Regions from separate parts of the Homo sapiens genome. Here region 2 is linked to region 1. The links are chromatin contacts, found by Hi-C or POLR2A ChIA-PET in ENCODE. All regions are on one chromosome and are shown on one strand. The core of a region is the stretch at or near the end of the contact, and the rest is flanking DNA. Distances in the headings are between cores, read along the strand shown.

Region 1 (6,082 bases), core at 2,892-5,391:
GCACATTTTAACATTTAAGATGGTGCTTTAGAACACCAGTTCATCTTCTTGGCTTGTTGGCTTTCCGATGAAAGCTGCTTTCCCTCCCACCACCCCTTGGCCCTCATGTCTGGCTTTTGAGTGGTGAGCCGTTGAACCTGGGTTACAGAGGGTCCAGGGCCCAGCTTGTCCCTGAGGTTCAAACCCAGCAGGCCCCAGGCGGCTGTCACCAGGGACCCAGCTATGGTCTGAATGCTTGTATCTCCCCAGACGCATCTGTGGAAATGCTAACCCCCAAGGTGATGGTGTCAGGAGGTGGGAACTCTGGGAGGTGATGAGATTATGAGGACTGAGCGCTTTTTCTGGGGTTAGTGCCCTTCCAAAAGGGACCCTAGGAAGCCCCCAATCCCTTCCACCATGCAACAATGTAGTCAGAAGGCGTCGTCCATGAACCAGGAAGTGGTCCTCATCAGATGCTGACTCTGCCAGCCTCTAGAATGGTGAAAAATAAATTTCTGTTGTTTCTAAGCCACCCATTCTGTGGTTTTGTTTCAGCGGCTCAAATGGACTGACCAACACGGATTCTAATGTGGCTTCTCGGGGTGGGGGGCCGCGTCCCATCCCTGCTCTGTTTAAACCCAGGGCTCTGCAGCCTCGGCTGCCGTGGTCCACATGGGTCCCCTCGAGGGCCACAGTCCACCCAGGTCAGCCTGGGCAGAGGCCAGAGAAGGGGGCCGAGGCGGGGGAGAGGTGGGTGAAGAAACACTGGGCGGTCCATTGGTGACAATCGGAAGACCTCGCTGATGGCAGGGGTCCCTGGATTCTTTGAACCAGGGGACACGCGGCAGACCTGGCCACTCCCCCTACATGGCAGCAAGTGCCGGGCTGGGCAGCCACCCCCAGATGCTCACTCCCTGCGGGTCCCATAGCCTGCACAGGTGCCCCACTGGTGCCACACCCCTGAGTGTGGGCACGGGGCCTGTGCCCTTCCCTCTGCTCCATGTTATCAGCACAGTGTGGATGAGTGTGGGTCCCGAAGTGCAAAATGAGAAAATCTTCCCCCAGTGCTGTAGCTCCACCCAGCCCAGCGGTAACCGGAGAGCCAGCGGCCCTGCAGCAGGACCCTAATGAGAACTGCGCCTGTGGCAGGAAGGACACCTTGGGCTGTGTGTACACGTGTAGACAGGACACGGGGACATAGACGCTGGATTCCTGCTAACATCACAGCCTCAGGCCCCAGGCAAGAGAGGGTCAGGTCAGGTCCCCAAATGAGCAATTAGAGAGGTTACTTTCAAGTGGAGAGCCAGTGGCGAAGTAACTTAATTCTGCAAAGTGTCGTGACTCAAGACTCAGGCAGGTGGAAGGAGCGGGTGGGCGGCTCACAGCGGAGTGGGGAAGGGGCAGGATCCCCACGATGTCAGCGGCCAGGTGGGGTGGAGACCGAGGGCAGGACCCCACCCCAGGGGATTTTTCCAGGGTCTCGACAGCACCACAGGCTCACCCCATCACGATTTGGAATACGTGGCCCTGGGTTTCCTCTGGGCTGGTGGGCCATTTGGTGGGGCACAGAGCCGGAAACAAGTGCACCATGGATCATGTGGCATGGCTGCAGGGAGGACAGGGCCTGGGGGGCACAGAGCCAGGGCACAGGGAGCCTGGGCCTTCTTGTGCAGGTGGGTGGGGCCATGCTGGGCAGGGGGAGCAGGCACCCCTGCCTGTACAATGGATTGGCACAAAGGACCCCTGAGTGGACTCAGCCCACGTCAGAGCCGTTTCCGGGCAGTTGGGTGCAGGCTGGATGGAACCCCACACACCACGTGTGGACTCAGCCCACGTCAGAGCCGTGTCCGGGCAGCTGGGTGCAGGCTGGATGGAACCCCACACACCCCGTGTGGCTGAAGGGTCTCTGGTTGGCTTCTCTCTGCCCCAGCCCACGTGAGGCACAGTCAGCATGAACTGTGGGGCCTCCGCTCTGCTGAGCCCCAGGGCTAGGTCTGCAGAAAGCAGAGGCTCATTTAGACCCCAAACACCCAACTACCCAAGGCACCAAGACTGGTTGGCTGCAGAGGAACTGAGACCCAGAGTTATTTTTAATGAGTGAAATAGAGGAGACGGCTTCGTCTCCGTCTTCCTGGCCCAGACACTATCTCCCTCCCATCTCCACTGTGCACACCCGAGCCGCAGGCACCATGCCCTCATTCCACAGGCACTCCAGCCTGCCCTGTGAAGGCTGCTGCTGCTGTAGCAGGTGCCTTGGAGGCTCTGCCCTGCCCACATGCCGCTCCTGTTCCAAGAAACAGCCCACAGCCCGACCCTGCAAACTAGCCAGCCTGCAGTGCGGCCCACATCTCCAGGAATCTGCTGTCCACTGGCGCCTTCCGCCACACCTCCGCTGTTCTTGAGAGCATCCTTGGGCTTCAACTTCCCCATACTGTGCTGCAGATGAAGTTAGTTTCCTTGGGAAGAGACCTGGAGCCCTCACTTTTACCCTCCCCTGGGCAAAATCCCTGAGCCTCCACTCTGGAGCTGGAACTGTGTGTAGGGACATTGCCCGCTTCCTGCCAGGTGTCACCATCCTGTCCCATCTTAGGGACCCAGGACTCTATCCAGCAGGCTACGGTGTGGGAAGGGATGCTGTTTAAACAAGAAGGCAGAGGAGCTGGCAAGCGGGCCCAAGGGGTGTCCAGAGAAATGGGAGGAAAACCAGGAAAGTTTAATGACAGAAAAGGCAAGAAAAGAGAGGGTGCCAGGAAGAGGAGGCCGGCTGCCCCCGCTCTCCCTTGCAGGTGGCTTTGTCATCTTTCCTCTGCTGGTCTGACTTCTCTGCCCCTCTGTCCATGAGGCAGAAGGTGCTCCCCACCCAGCACACAGCCCCGAGATTCCTCATATCTTGCTTACGAGGCAGGCTCAACCCGAAACAAGACTCTTGGCGCCCAGGCCAGGTGGCCAGGGAGAGGCCTGCTTGTGTCAGAGGTCATCAAAGGTCCAGTCAACTGTGCCCTGGAGGGTGTGGCCTCCTCATAGACAGGTGGGATCTGGGACCACTGCGGGCAGCCACTCTCCAGCTCCTTCAGACGAACCTGCTCCAACGGACCCAGTGTTGCCATGGGCTATAAAACGGGGGACACTCCTGTCCCACTGCAGCTCTGCAGGCTCTTGATTAATTTCTGAGGTTGACCATCAGAAGCTTCACATTCGTGGACGAAGACAGAGAGGGCCTCCACCAACAGGGCTACAATGTTGTCTTTTCATGCCTTGTTCCCTACCCGTTGGGCAGGTGAAGCCACGGCTGTTTCTTTCATGCCGCTCTTAAGGCTATGGGAACACAAGGCCCACATCTCCTGTTTTGTAGCTGAGTTCTCTAAAGCTTTCCATGATGGCCCCACCGCCCTTCTCTCATGATCAAAGGTGCCAGCGTCACCAGCCGCTTCCCTGGGATGCCCTGCATTGCTGCCAAGGAGCCAGGGATGGCTTGGGGCCGCCTTCCCACCAAAACCCCACAGCGAGGTCCCCAGAGTCTCTCATGGTTTGCTGCAGGCAGCCACATTCCTGCCTCCAAGTACTGATTTTTGAGACAACAGAGCACAGCATTAGGCTTCAGATGGATTAGCTAGGTGCGCTAGCCTTCCTCAAAAAGCTGCTGGAACAGACAGTATTGCATTCATGTTAATGGCTGAGTAGTACCCCTTGGTGTATAGACACCACGTTTTCTTTATCCATTCAGTAGCCGATGGGCAGCAACTCGGACGGAGCTGGGGGCATTATTCTAAGTGAAGGAACACAGGCGTGGAAAACCAAAACCACATGTTCTCACTTGTCAGAGGGAGCTAGGCTGACTACGCGAAGGCGTACGGAGTGATGTAATGGGCTCTAGAGGCTCAGAAGGAGGAGGGCGGGATGGGGCTAGGGATAAAAAGACCTACACGCTAGGACAATGGACACCCCTTGGGTGACGGGGGCACTAGAATCTCAGAATTCACCACCACACAATTCATGCATGTAACAAAAACCACCAAAATGCTATCGAAGTAGAAAAAAAACCTGTAAAATACAAAAAACAAACCAACTTCTTTTTGTTTGGAAAATCAACAAATTTGATTTTCCTGTTGTGTCTCTGACCACAGCCTGTCTGGCGGGAGGAGTCGGTTGCAGGCTGAGCAGGAAGGGCGGCCCCAACCTCCCCCTGGAGGCCCGTCCTGGAACTGCGTGTTTCTGTTCCCGCAGAACCACAGAAGCCACGTGTCAGAGTGAACATGGGGTGTTGGCTTGGCTCCCCCAAAGATTTTAAAAGCAGAAACTCTCCAAGCAAAATATCTGCGTTGTCTATGGTGGAACTTGCCTTAGTGATGTTGCTGCATTCGCCAACACCTGCTCCATATCAAAGACAAAATAGTGGTGAGGAGGTGTGGGGATACGAGAGACAATATCCCAAACTGGGCTTAAACATAAGTGATCACACATGGTGTGGCGCTTTCACATAAATTATGCGCGTTTCCATGGAAACAACGCAGAAATCAGACGAAGGCAGTACATGCCAAATATAAAGTATTTAATTCTAAACAGTAACAGATTTTAAACTGTTTATTCCCAGAATTGCTTCAAATGGTCACATGGCAAAAACAAATGCCATTAATGTGTTTTTGCTTCTCTCTCATTTGTCCATTGCATTGATTTCCTATGAAATGTAAATAAAACAATTAAAACAAAATTGATATCGAATGCAACTGAAGAGAAGTAAAAATCGCAAGCCCCAGTGGTATTTTTAATCAGAGCTAACCCATCATAGATGAAAATTAAGGAAGAATTTATGCTAGGACTGTAATGTTACTAACTGAGGACCTTCAATTCTTTATTCACCTATTTAAATGATCTTTGCTGGACATTTCTAAGAGTGAAATTCTTCATTTACAGTTTCTACCGCTCAATTTTGTAATAAAACAAAAATGTCAGACCATCCAGACACATGAAAGAGCCAAAATGAAGTATCCCACAAAGACTTTTGGAAGGTAGAAAAACAAACAAACAAACACAATTCATCAAAAAAACCCCAACCTACTGATGTTGAGAGAAATCACAAAAACAATCTGAGGATGGATGAATGACAACCAGCCCCTCCTAACCTCCCAACATGGTAACTATGATAAATTACCACCGGTGACAGTGACTCACCCTCCACCACTGCTGGAATCCGTGGCCTATACACAAAAAAGTCTGGAAAACAACTTGAAGGACCATGTGTGTGAGAAAGAAAAGGAATTCTGTGTGTAGGGGAAGATGCCTCTGTAAGGTCTGAACAGCCTTCCTGAAGGCATCCCTGGTGCAGTGTGACCACGGATGACCGCACCCGACCAGCCACTGCATGCAAAGTGAGATCTTATGGCTGTCATACTGAGCATGCACTGAAACCGGTGACCCAACACCATTGGGTCCCTTCCCTGAGGCACCTGTACTCCGTGTGAATACACAAGACACACAAAGGTTGAATTAGTAATCTCATACTGGTGTTGGTATGTTTATAGTTCATAAAATACCTCCGCATCCTTCATGTTTGCTCACAAGTCTGTTTAATATTAAATGAAATCACAGATTCTCAGAACTGGAAGGAACTTCAGAGGACAGCTAATCTGATTTCAACTGACTCAAGACAGGCTTAAAAATAGAAAATGAAACAGAAATTCAAAACAATGAAGACACAGGCAGTACAGGAATAGCTGTCAGTGGATTGTACAAACACTCACTTCTCTTCCTCCTAACTCCCACAGAATCCCCCAGGTAATGTCGGATCCAAAATCTACCTCTATGATTCCACTGAGATTAGGTTGAGATGAGTTAATGCCAGAGTTAAACCGGAATAGAATACCAACTGGCAAGTTTGAGAGGGTGACTGGGAAGAATCTGAGAGGGGAAACAGATGGACGTGGCCCTCCATATCCATAGGCCCCATGTCCTTGGACCTCAGATCAAAAATATTAAAAAATAACCTGGGGCCGGGCATGGTGGCTCACGCCTGTAATTCCAGTACTTTGGGAGGCCGAGGTGGGCAGATCACTTGAGGTCAGCAGTTCAAGACCAGCCTGGCCAACATGGTGAGACCTCATCTCTA
Region 2 (6,098 bases), core at 1,204-3,703, 130 kb before region 1:
GCTCATGCCTGTAATCCCAGCACTTTGGGAGGCCAAGGCAGGTGAATCACGAGGTCAGGAGATTGAGACCATCCTGGCTAGTACAGTGAAACCCTGTCTACTAAAAATACAAAAAATTAATCGGGCATGGTGGCGGGCGCCTGTACTCCCAGCTGCTCGGGAGGCTGAGGCAGAAGAATGGCGTGAACCCAGGAGGCAGAGCTTGCAGTGAGCCGAGATTGCGCCACTGCACTCCAGCCTGGGAGACAGAGCAAGACTCCATCCAAAAAAAAAAAAAAAAAAAAAAAAAAAAGCAACTGGGGAATAATAGAATGCAAATACTATTTATAAACTCTCATAATATAAAAATAATATTTCTATACTTTAAAGGAACCAAAGTCATAAATATAGTATATTGACTGTCCTACTCACTCTTAAATATATTTCTATATCAGCATATTCAAATCATTTTAAATGGTTACAAAACTAAGAAGCACTCATATCCTAGCGGTGGCAATGCATATTGACACAATGTTTCAGAAGGCAACTGCTCAGTCACTGGTAATACTTTAAACAAATGCACATACTCTTTGACCTAGCTGTTTATTTTCTAAGATTTTTATCTTGCATATAGAATTATACCACATTAGTGCTTAAAAGTAATAAATAATTGGCAGGGCACAGTGGCTCATGCCTGTAATCCCAGCACTTTGGGAGGCCAAGGTGGGTGGATCACTTGAGCCCAGGAGTTTAACATCAGCCTGGGCAACATAGCAAGACCCTCTAAAAATTTATCTAAAAAGTCAGCCAGGTGTGGTGGCACATGCCTGTGGTCCCAGCTGGTCAGGAGGCTGAGGTGGGAGGATAGCTTGAGGTTGCAGTGAGCCAAGATCACGCTACTGGACTCCAGCCTAGGTGACAGAGCGAGAGACCCTGTCTCAAAAAAAAAAAAAAAAAAAAAAAAGAATAATGTTCATTACAGCACTGGAAAAGTAGAAATAATTGGAAGTCACAAATAATCAAATTATCAATTAATGGAGGGCTGTTTCACAATAAATCTATACAACAGGATACTAGGTAGTTGCTACAGCTAGAAGAGAGAGATACACATGCACTGTTAATACAAAGATGTTCGAGATATATTAAATGCAAAGAAAAAGTTGAATAATTCTAACAAAAATCAGGAAAAATACACAGCTTTAAAAAATATCTACAATGACAACCTCTCAATGTTCTCCTAACCTTTTTTCAGAACTGAATTCTTTAGGCATAAAAGAAACTTTCATCCGAAGTTCGACAGTTACTTCATTTTTAGATTGCAGGCTCTTCTGTTTAAGTAAAATTAAGTTTATTTCCACTTTAACGTAAGTATTTCTAGAGACACATCCAACATTTTAATTGATATTCGTGCATAAAGATGATCTTTGTGTTCCACAGATAACAAGCTTCTTTCTTTCCTTTTTATTTAGCACGATGACCTCAGTGTTTTCCACTTTGCTAATGATGTTCACTAATGGCTATTTCTGGATGGTGGAATCCTGGGTAACATTTTTGCTTTCTTCCTTCTTCTCTTGACATACAATAAAACCATTTTTAAAAATGGGTTTGGAAAGTAAGTAAAGAACTTCAAAGTCATGATGTGCAGGAAAAATATACCATAAACAGCAAAGGCACATTTAAAAAACAGGGATAGAAGCAAGAAAATATCTATAGTAGCCATGCGCAATGGTTTAATTTCACTTCAGATATTTATAGAATATTAAGAAAAACTGAGTTGGCATTTTATTAAAAAAAACCCACAGGCTATCACAGTGGGCAGCATTTCACTATGACTGCCTCCTGCATAATTACTTTTATTTATTTATACTCTTCTATAAGGATTTATAGCTAAATAGCAGAAGACAAGTAATGAAAAATAAAGAGCATGAAAAGTAGTTCATTGTCAGGAAAATTAATAAATGAAATAAATTGTTAGTTTTACACATCTATATTTAATGAGCTTCTAGAAAAATTATTTTATACACATATTTTATATATATATAAAATTCTGCTGGACTTTAAGGAAAAAAATAGATGCTTTTCTTCCCAGGCTGCCAAAATGTAGGAAAATCTCCATCAGTAGGAAGTAAATAAGAAAGAACGACTGAGTATATCCTAAGGTGATTATTAAATACCCAGCGTATGAAAGCCAGAAAAGCTTAGTGACCCAGCAGCCTCCCACGAGACACAGCAGTACTGGGTATGCAAGTCTCTACGGGGGAAAGATGTTACGGGGGCCACTTCCGCCTAAACAAAAACACACTGAGCTGATGAAACAAAATGATAAAAGCACGTATTATTAAAATACAGAGTTGTAAGGAATTAACTCAGGATACCAGTTTAGTCTCAAAATAAGTACCACGTCAATCTGCATGTTTTGAGAGGGTGACGAGTCACGCTGAAAAAATGCAAGCAGCGCAAACGGGCAGGTGAGTCAGCCACTCCTGTCTGCGACCTCGTCCTTCCAGTTCCCCTCTCTGTGCTGGCCACTGGTCCTTCTTACCTGCCCTTTTAGGTGCCGATACAGAAGCACTACAGACACTTCCCTCCCCTTCTGACGTGAACAGACTGCCTCGTGCTGCCCTCCCCTTGAGTCACCTCGCCTCCACCCTCAGGAAGAGCCATTCCGGTGGGTGGCCCTGCAGCGCTCGGGCCCTGGCCCACCCCCAGAGCTCTGCAGCCCACCGCGAGAGCACACCAGAGGGACTCCATTAGTCCTCCACCGAGGATGTGCGTCGCCTCAGTCTTTTGCTACTACTAAAACTGTACTATGATGAGTATCTATGTGGCTATGTTCACCCATATACTAGTAAATGAGAGCAGACATCCTGGGTTGGAGGCACGTGTGTTTTAGACTGATAGACTGCCCGCTGGCCCTCCACAAGTACCACATCGCTGGCACAAATCTACACCCCCACCGACAATAAACGTCTGTCACCTTTTCTCTGCTTGAGTGACAGCTGAAAAATGGCACTCCATTGTAGGTTTTGTCTGCATTTCTTTTATTTAATCTCTATTATTAAGCTACCCAAACTCGCATATACAAAATAACATTCCAACAGCCTAGAAATCTCCGTCTTCTCCTAAGTCTTAGACCTGCACAGTGTTCTGTATGCCTATGAGTGCGCTCCTTTCTACTGTAACACGAAGCCTCACATCCTAACATTCGCTGGAGCTGAGCTGAACCAAAGCGCTGGAGGGGTGTTTACTACGGATTTCAGGTTCTACGGTCGGCGGACACGATGCCTGTGAGCAGGCAGTGAGGGTGAGTCTTTAAAAACCGTATGGGCATTTTTGCCTCTGAATTATTCGCACTGCAGATCTTTTTTCTACTAGACTATCAGAATTTTTTCCTATTTGATTGTAAAAGCTGTTTAGACATACAGGCTTTTTTTTTCCCCTCATTTTTTAAAAAATTAATTGAATATAACTGCTGGCTGAAAATAGATGATTCTTCATTCTGCTGAAGCATCCTTACTTTCCTAAGAATTTCCACAACTGGCATTTACATCTGGAAGTGATTCTGATACTGGGTGAAAGTGAGGCTCTTATGTGATGTTTTCCAAATAGCTCTTTGTGTCTTAGAACACCCCTTCCTGTTAGCTTGGTGTTTCCTTTTCTCCGTCCTTATTTTTATTTGGATCTGTTTTTGGGGACTCATTCATCCCTTCCCACTGCAGGGCCTGTGGATTTCTGTGCTGGTGCCGCCTTGTTTGAAACACTGCAGAAGCTCCCTGGCTGGACTGGTGGCTCCATCTTGCTGTGTTGGCTGGTGCCATGACAAACACCAGGGGAGAAGGCGCGTCTCTTCAGAAGCCTGGGCCTTTTTGCTTTTAACAGTAGAGTCTCTCTTATTTTTTCCAGTTAAACTTACTGTAATTATGTGTTTGATGAAAATTTATGCAAACATAAAATTTGAGTGAGAGATGAGAATTATCATTTCTGTGAAAATGAAGCTGAATACTTTGAGAAGATGGATAAAAAGTCAGCTGCTTTAAAAAGCCATAGAGCAACTCCAGGAGGGAGAAGTAACCATGAAGTCCTTGAAATAATATAAGCCCGGCATCACTTTACAGAAATCCAGACTGGAAGTCAGGGCTCTGCTCGCTGCGTGCAGCTCACGTGAGGACCACAGGACGCCAAGACCAAGGGAACAGCAACAGACGGGCTGGGGCCCAGCATGTGTTCATGGTTTGGGTCCACACACAGCATGTGTAGACCTGTTTTTAACCGCCTATTTTGCTTAAAGCGCCAACTATGAGGCTCGAGACCTTCGATGGCAGTATCACACTTTACGATCTTGTCTTCCCTTTATCATCTGTTTCTCAAACTCTCTCTGGGGTTCACAGGAAACAATGGGAAACCTCCAAAATGTTCCAGAATTAACTGGTGTCCCATTCAGAATACGATAGAGTGCTTCTGTTATTTAAATTAATACCCTAATGGTACAAATGGGAAAACTGAGGCCTAGAGAAGCAAAGCAAAGGGCTCAGAGTCATCCAGCCACAACAAAGCCCAACTGCAAAGGCTGTTCGTCAGAAAGCGCGCATAAATCTTCAGGCGCGGGCGTGTAGGGATGATGCACAGCCCATGGCTACGACGGCTCTCATCGCTGGGGGAGGTTGTGGGGACTTGATTTTTGGGCTTTTCTGTCATTTCCAAGTTTCCCTTGTCCCCCAGACCCAGATACTTGTCACTGCTTTCAGCCAGGAAAGCCTCTCGCCAGCTCTCTGGAGTCCGAGTGCCTGTGGCCACATTGCTCTGCTGCTGCCTCCCACTTTTGTGACTGTGTGGCAACAGCCTGCTGCTAAGGTTACGGTATGAGCGTCACCTTCACGGACAGTCGCTTCCGGCCTGACCTGTCTGTCTCTCGGAGCGGGCCCCCCCTCACTGCCCCACCCCACCCCCATGCGCCATGCCGGCTGAGATGGTATCTGCGGCTGCAGCAGCAGCAGCTCCGTCATGTTCCAATGCCTGCTCCTCAGCATACACGAGCGTACGTAGACGTGCGCACGCAGGGAGAGCTCGTTCATCTCACCTGTCAGTTGGATCCAAGGTACCTGTGCAGGTGACTTCTCCCAGGAAGCACCAGGTGCTTTTGGAACTTCTGCTCTTCACTTTTCTGAAGTTACTCGGTGAATGTTCCTGGGAGCCCCGTGGCCCCTTGGATCGAGGTGCAAGGAGCACGCTGGCTAGTAAGACAGTCCCAGCCTTTGCCTCACAGAGCTCCGGGTCCACAGGGCATTCAAACATGCACAAGCCCACACATGTCTGTGTAACTCAAAACCGTAACAGGCTCTAAAACAGAAGTGTGGTAACACAACAATGCGGCCCCGGCTTACAAGCAGGGAGTGCGTGGGGTGGGCGGCTGCCTCTCTGACCTCCTAGTCACTCTCTTTTTGATCTTAAGTCCTCTTCTCATTTCTCCTGCACATTCATTTTAAGTCCTCTTGGGTAAGATCATGGTTAGCCAAGACATTCATTCTTGTCTTCGTAAGAATCCAAAGTCTGTAACTTTGCTATTCTAAGTTGTGAGGAAAAACGTGAATCCAGTGTGTGGGCCCTGTCCTATGTACGAGCCACACCCAGCCCAACGTCAGCCTTCAAGTCCTCGAGGGCGGCAGGAGCCAGCGATGAACACGCTCTCTGTGCCAGGGGCCACCTGGCGTCCACCACAGCAGAGGCTCTGATGCTTCCCCAGCCTCCGCTGCAGGTGTCACTGTCACCTGAGCTGTTGGGTCTCAGTGCCACAGGGTGGGCACTCACCTAGGACAGAAGAATAGTTCCCAAATGATGGTGGCAAGCCACACACAGGGCACTGACCTGCTCCCATGTGTCACCCTGCCCCAGGGTGGGCTCAGGGCTCCCATGTGTGTGTTTGGGGTCTTGTCTGTATCTAGGAGGTAAGTCATCTGGAGACCACGCCCTGGAGGATGAAGCTGCATGGGGAGTGGAGGGGCAGGTGCCAGGACCCAGGCATGGGAGGGCTGCTGCGCTGCGGCAGGAAGACAAGCCTGAACACACACTCTGCACACCTCGGGGCCCACCCCTGCCTGTCCCCCACCTCACCAAGCCTGTGA

What was found. Hi-C counts contacts between places; a loop is a spot of excess contacts on that map. ChIA-PET counts read pairs that join two places held with the same protein, here RNA polymerase II (POLR2A). Pooled maps may share reads with other maps.
Region 2: a map of PC-3 shows a loop between it and region 1 (5-fold over the local background). The contact joins two enhancer-like sites. A Hi-C loop is called at or near these places in 1 of 168 maps with a recorded cell type or tissue (PC-3) and 2 of 50 pooled maps. POLR2A ChIA-PET finds 5 or more read pairs at or near these places in 2 of 52 experiments (MCF 10A and naive thymus-derived CD4-positive, alpha-beta T cell).

What each region holds. Positions count from the first base shown.
Region 1 is chr12:131,607,295-131,613,376 of GRCh38, reverse strand. No RefSeq gene overlaps it. Among named protein-coding and RNA genes, the nearest start is that of LINC02414, 38 kb to the left of the region's middle. RefSeq lists an enhancer at 5,543-5,732. Within about 2 kb of position 4,141, at least 3 of the 41 ENCODE cell types and tissues checked have a DNase peak (open chromatin) inside an H3K27ac peak, as active enhancers do.
Region 2 is chr12:131,733,731-131,739,828 of GRCh38, reverse strand. The region is part of intron 7 of SFSWAP (splicing factor SWAP); the gene reads right to left. Among named protein-coding and RNA genes, the nearest start is that of SFSWAP, 26 kb to the right of the region's middle. RefSeq lists an enhancer at 2,095-3,294. Within about 2 kb of position 2,453, at least 6 of the 41 ENCODE cell types and tissues checked have a DNase peak (open chromatin) inside an H3K27ac peak, as active enhancers do.